Linked DNA regions of Mus musculus: region 2 is linked to region 1. Evidence: chromatin loops called from intact Hi-C (ENCODE). Cell type or tissue: left cerebral cortex. All regions are shown on one strand. Links, peaks and the distances in the headings refer to the core of each region. The heading gives the core; the rest is flanking DNA. Region 1 overlaps Ccdc33 (coiled-coil domain containing 33). Region 2 holds the start of Gm39344 (a long non-coding RNA gene).

What was found. A loop is a pair of places that touch in the nucleus more often than their neighbours do. Peaks named below come from ENCODE experiments on the same cell type or tissue, not always from the same donor. Only the 100,000 strongest peaks of a DNase experiment are listed, where the experiment ranks them.
Region 2: it touches region 1 in a loop (6-fold over the local background); 3 of 42 quality-filtered maps call a loop at or near these places.

Annotation. Positions count from the first base shown.
Region 1 is chr9:58,064,644-58,067,556 of GRCm38, forward strand. The region is part of intron 10 of Ccdc33 (coiled-coil domain containing 33); the gene reads right to left. It also overlaps a transcript of Stra6 not described here. Among named protein-coding and RNA genes, the nearest start is that of Gm16130, 34 kb to the left of the region's middle. In left cerebral cortex, for the core only: CTCF peaks have their summits at 1,492 and 2,394; DNase peaks (open chromatin) are centred at 976, 1,566, 1,891 and 2,301; H3K27ac peaks cover 1,996 bases.
Region 2 is chr9:58,173,620-58,176,532 of GRCm38, forward strand. It overlaps Gm39344 (a long non-coding RNA gene), which reads left to right and starts at 970. Exons shown (of 3, transcript XR_870787.2): 1 at 970-1,241. In left cerebral cortex, for the core only: no CTCF peak of the experiment used is centred there; DNase peaks (open chromatin) are centred at 1,301, 1,520, 2,271 and 2,652; H3K27ac peaks cover 2,272 bases.

The DNA.
Region 1 (2,913 bases), core at 138-2,637:
TCTTTTTTTCTTGGCCTTGTTTAATGTACTATCCCTTAACCCCAGCACAGCTGATGCACGTTTGAGGTTGTGGGGGGGATAATGGTGCTTTTAAGGTGATGGGGATACAGGAAGAGGACCTTTTTAGATTCACCTGAATCATCACCTGACTCCATAACCAATTTTCAACGCTCTTCTTTTAACCCTTAGTGGGAAGATAGCAAAAGAGCCTGTGTCTACACTAGGTGAGGGCCATGTCCAAAATTAACTGAATCAATGTACCTTGGGGTGCATGGGCTTTCTAGCCACAGGGCATGCCCACACTTCAATCCACAAGGTCATGTGGAAAAGGTTTGACCTGGCCAGTGTCTGGCATGTAGGAGATGCAACTTAGACCTGTATAACCAGACAGGATGAAGAGGTGGCTGTCGCCGCTAAAAGAACCCGACAGATTATTAGTCCGTTTGCAGCAGCATTAGCAGTCACGTCCCTAAATTGCTCTTCAACATTGTAGAATCAAAGTGAGTCACTTTTTGGTCACTTCTCAGATGGAGTCACCAAGCTGAGCTACAGGGAGATTATGTGTGTGCCAACACAGGTGTGAAAACGTCTGTCATTTCACACACTTGGATGTATGTGTACACATGCATTAAATGCATGCACAATGGAAGAGATGTGTGCATGTGTATATCTGTGTATACATGACGGCCCCTGTGTAAACACTCATGTGTGGCTGCGTGAACGTGTAGACGTGTGTAGAACCTCTGTGTACAAATTCTCAGATGCTCCTCTGAATTTCTGCTAGCAATTTTTTTTTCCTGGTACACACCTTATCTTGGTCTCTTTTCTTTTCCTTTCTTCTTAGAAATCCATTACTAAAAGCTTTTTTTTCCACCCCACCTCCAGGGGAAGGGGGCTACGGAAAGGGGGAGCAAAATCACAAGGCCCAGATCAAAACACTCAGCAGCTAAATGAATTCGGCAGCGTTTTCCCGCATGACTTGGAGGGATAATTTAGTGAGGCCGCCAGCTGGAAGGAAAGGGATTAATTCTGCACTTAGCACAGTTCCAGTGAATAATTCATCACTGAAGACCTTTGTGCCCAGCCTTTGGGCAACAGGGGACATGTTCTACCCACCTGCCTGTTGCCTGTCTGGCCCCACCAGACTCCTGGCCAGGGACACATAGCTCTCTCTCCTTCTTGTGGTTGCAGGGTGCGAGGCAGAAGGCAGAGGGAGATGGCAAGAGACTGGCCATGCTATAACAGACCCTAGACCCTGAGGAGGCCCTGGAAGGCTAGAATACTCTGGGAGAGATCGGCATTTCCCAGTTTTCTTTTCTTAGGATTTAAAATACATTTTAATTGAAAATGTTAGTTATTATGCATGTTTGGTGTGTGTGTGTGTGTGTGTGTGTGTGTGTGTGTGTGTGTTGTACATAAAGGTCAGAGCACAGCTTTGTGGAATCAGTTCTCTCCCTCCACCTTTACATTAGTTCAAGGATTCACCTCAGGTTGGCAGGCTTGAGCCATCTCTGTAGCCCTGGATCTTTTGCTTTCCATGACTCCTCTCTCTGGGTTTTCTTGTTCTTGCTTTTGATTTAGGGGTGTGTATATGTGTGGGTTCCATGAGCAGGGACTGAGGGATCAGGAGAGGATGGTAGCGGACACTGCAGTGAGGAGGGGCTTCAAGGGGGTGAGGCTTTCACACTGTCATTTTCTCAGATATTCATTTCAGGCCCAACAGCGTGGATTTCTCATGTTCTTCAGGGGAAAGGACCTAAAACCCTGAACTACTCCACAGCTGTTTGGCCTGAGAAGCTAGAAAGAGTAGACTAGCTCGTAATCAGCTCTTAAACATTTCCTGGGCGCAGAGTCAAGTTGCTCACACCCCAGTACCAGAGAGGGAGGTGGAGAAGTTTCAGTAGGAAGCTGTCAGGTACACTGGAGCTGTGACCAATGCCAAAGCTGGACTTGGCCTAAGTGGATCTGGCTAGGGGTTGGGGGTGGGGCAATGGCCACTAACAGGCGTGGCTGGCCCTGACAGTGTTTCTGCTTGGACTAAGTTGTGGAAAGCACAATCCTAAAATGGATCCTCGGATCCCCACACCTAAATCTTTAGAACTGCCAAATAGAAAGCCATCACTTTCGTGGTTTTGTTGGGTTCTACGGCATAGCAGACCTCGAGACATGATGATCCAGTTCTTTTAAAAGCACAGCGTCTTTTCTGTCTTCTGAACAGAAGAAAGTCAGAATTTCAATGTATGCTGGGGACTAGCTGTGCCTGCTGGCTTCACAGTACAGGGACCATGGTAAGAAGGCATGTGGGCGGTCTCCAGGCGCTGAGAGCACCTTGGCTTGCAGCCAGCAAAAAATGTGGGCCACCAGTCCTGCACTGCAAGGAACTGGCTCCTGACAGCACCCCCAGAGGAACTTGGGATTATATTGGTCCTCATGTTATAGAAAAGAATGTAGCCTGTATACTGACATTTTGACTGCAGTCACGCTACAAAATATTGAGGTGGGGGTTAGGAAAGGGGTCTCACTAAGTGCGTGACCCAACAGGAAGGGACTGATCTCCTCTGGCATCCTCACGGAACTTTGACCCCCACCTCCTCAGTTAAGCAGGTATGGGTTAGGTTAGGTTGGGGTAGAGAGAGACCTGGGTCTCTGTGGCTCTTTGTTCTTTCCTCTTCCTAGTCTTAGCATTCTGTCTGACTTCCTGGGGCCTCAAATCCCTTCAGAGCTTTCAACTGAACCAATTGACTCTTCCTTCTCCTTGGCCCCAGGCCCGAGGGTTAGCACCCGTGAAGGACATTGTCACCCACTTAGGGGGTTATGGGAACTGACACATGTCTGATCGTCCCAGGCCACCACTCTTACCTCAGAGGAAAGCAGCTGGAAGGAGAGGTTCACCGAGGGGGCTTCTCCATTGAT
Region 2 (2,913 bases), core at 329-2,828, 110 kb after region 1:
CCAATGACACTGCCTCCACCTCACAAGGGCTGGGATTACAGGTGAGTGCCACAGAGGCTGCAGTATCAAGGATCCTGCTGAGATAAAACACTGACCAAAGGCATGGGGCAAGAAAGGGTTTTCACTGAACACTTCATAGAACACTGAAGGAAGTCAGGGCAGGAACTTGGAGGCAGGAACTGAAGGCAGACGGTGGAGGAGCTGTTTCCTGGCTTGTTCTCAGACTTGCTCAACCTGCTTTCTTATACACCCACTTCTGTAGGGTTGCCATCACCTACTGTGAGCTGGACCCTCTTACATCAAGGAACAATTAAGGAAACACCCCATAGACAGGCCCATAGGCCAATGTGATGGAGCCAGTCCCTCAACAGACATTGTCTCTTCCCAGGTAACTTCTGTTTGTATCCGATTAATCACAACCCAGCCCAAACTCGAAACTATTTTTCAGATGAAAATACCCAGGAGCTATGAAAAACATGTTGCTGCCATCCAACCTATTGCAGACTATGCACGTGTGATTGTTGAAATAACTCACAGACCAGGGGAAGCTGGACCCCAATATTATCCAAGTGTCCTGTTTAGTTCCCTCGCAGTGTTTTAGCTACAAGCTGTGAATCCCACTTACACTCCATTTTCTAGAGCATCAAAGAAGCAATATGGTAAGAGAGATCACTGGTGTGATATACTCAGACACTAGGGCCACCTGTTTCCTTCCTTTAATCTTTTTGTTTTGTTTTGTTTTGTTTTTTGAGACAGGGTTTCTGTGTGTAGCCCTGGCTGTCCTGGAACTCATTCTGTAGACCAGGCTGGCCTCGAACACAGAAATCCACCTGCCTCTGCCTCCCAAGTGCTGGGATTAAAGGGGTGCGTCACCACGACCCGGCTTAAATTGTTAAAAATGTTTCTTCTCACATAGAATACATCCTGGCTGCAGTTTCCCCTCCCCATCTCCTCACCAGTCCCCAGAAAAGAGCAGGCCTCCTAGGGACATCAACCAAGCACAAAAATCTGATGTTTTCAACAGGGCATTCATCAGTGCCTTTCTGAATGACAGAACCAAAATCCCTGTGGTTTACTGTAGAATGCCTGCTTGTTGGTTCAGATGTAACCATCTCATCCTAGCCTATGGTGATCCATATCCATACTGGAGAACAGACCCCTCCCTGCCAGGGGCAAGGCTGCAGCACAAGCCCAGGTTGGACTCCTCCCACTCCAAGGATGGCAGACAAGCATCTCTTGAGGTAAGCAGGAGTGGGTCACCTCCCTAGATGGGAGCTAGCTCTCAGGGTGACTTTCCTAGGCTGATGCACAGCTATTCAGCTGTGCAAATGGGAAAGTGGGAGGTGATGTAATCATCCTACCAGTCCCGGCTTTCCACGTGACTGGAGGCTATTAGTGACCTCAGGGTTTCACTAGCACAAAACTCCATGCTGGGGTGGGTGGGGGTGGGGAGGGCAAGCAGCTTCAGCTTCCTATGATGAGCCTACATCACGGCAGAGGGAACAGCTGGGCACACAGATCTGATGACTCCTGTTGTCAACTATCCACGGGGAAAACTGTGTTCTGTTTAGTTGCTAGGCTTGCAAGGGTGCTGCTGTACCACGCACCAGCCTGGGAACAAGCAGGCAGAGCATGCCTTTGGAAAATTTTCCTGAGAAAGATGGGCCACCAAGCCACAGGCTAGCCACAGCAAGGCCGGTTGGATATTAGTAATGTTTGGCCTGTAGTCCAAACCCCAAACATCATCCAGCTGAAGGGGATATGCTCCCCATTGCTGGATAATTGCATTGGTCCTAGCTGGTCGGTGTGACAGAGAAGAACTAATCAGATAAAAACTGGATTTAAGTGATTTCTTAACCAAAGGGAAGAGTCGCCCATCAGTATTAAGGAGGTCAGACTGTAATAATACTTAAAGATGCATACATGATTGCAAAAGCTTTCCAAAACAACTAAGTCACTTGGGTGGGGAGGATCAGGACTGGGGCCTGTGATATAACTGACTGGCAACATTCATGTATTCCCAGTCTACTTTGCCCAGTCTGGGGTTTTGTTAATTTTTTTTCCCTAAGTACGATGTTGGTTCTGTTGAGCAATGTCATTTTTCCATGCTTCTAGGGCATAATTAGGAATACCAGAAAGGTAGCAGAGATGTCTAGCTTGTTGGTGGGCAGATACTGATCCAGAAATAGTGCAGAGCTGGTCAGGAGTGATGAAAAGATAACAAGATACAGCTAAGCCGCCAGGGCTGGGAACAGACTGCATGCTAGGACTGGGGTTGAGAGGAGAGAGGGGATGGAGCGGGGAGTGGCTTGGGATTTTTGTTGACTTAGCTTCTTCAAGAACGCTGTGGCTTAGGCTTATAGCTCAGCTTCCTGCCTGTCACCAGGATAAGCCAAAGGCTGAGAATCCCAATATCTCTCTCTCTCTCTCTCTCTCTCTCTCTCTCTCTCTCACACACACACACACACACACACACACACACACACACACACACACACACACAGTGGCAAGACCTGGATGAAGTAATAAACATGAGAAAGCAAGGCCTTGAGTCACTTGAGTCTCTGGCAATATATATTTTTTTTATTTCTAAGCAGTTATTTTAGCTTCCTGTGATGCTGTCACAGTTGGCCATATGGACTCAGTTACTGTGAACCAGTCAGCAGCTGCTGCGGCGGCAGAGCCTTAGAGCTTTGCTTTAGCTAGGCTGTAACACCAGCTATGAGAGGTGCAAAGTTCTATCTAAGACCTGCTTGGGCTGCAGAGTGACTTCAAGGCCACAAGCCTGGGTGACAAAATGAGATTGTTTTGAAATAAAACTTAACCAAGTTAACTGTGATGTAACTCAGTGGTAGAAGAACACTTGTCTAGCATATGTGAGGGCTTCATATTCACCCAGTCCAGAGAGAGAGA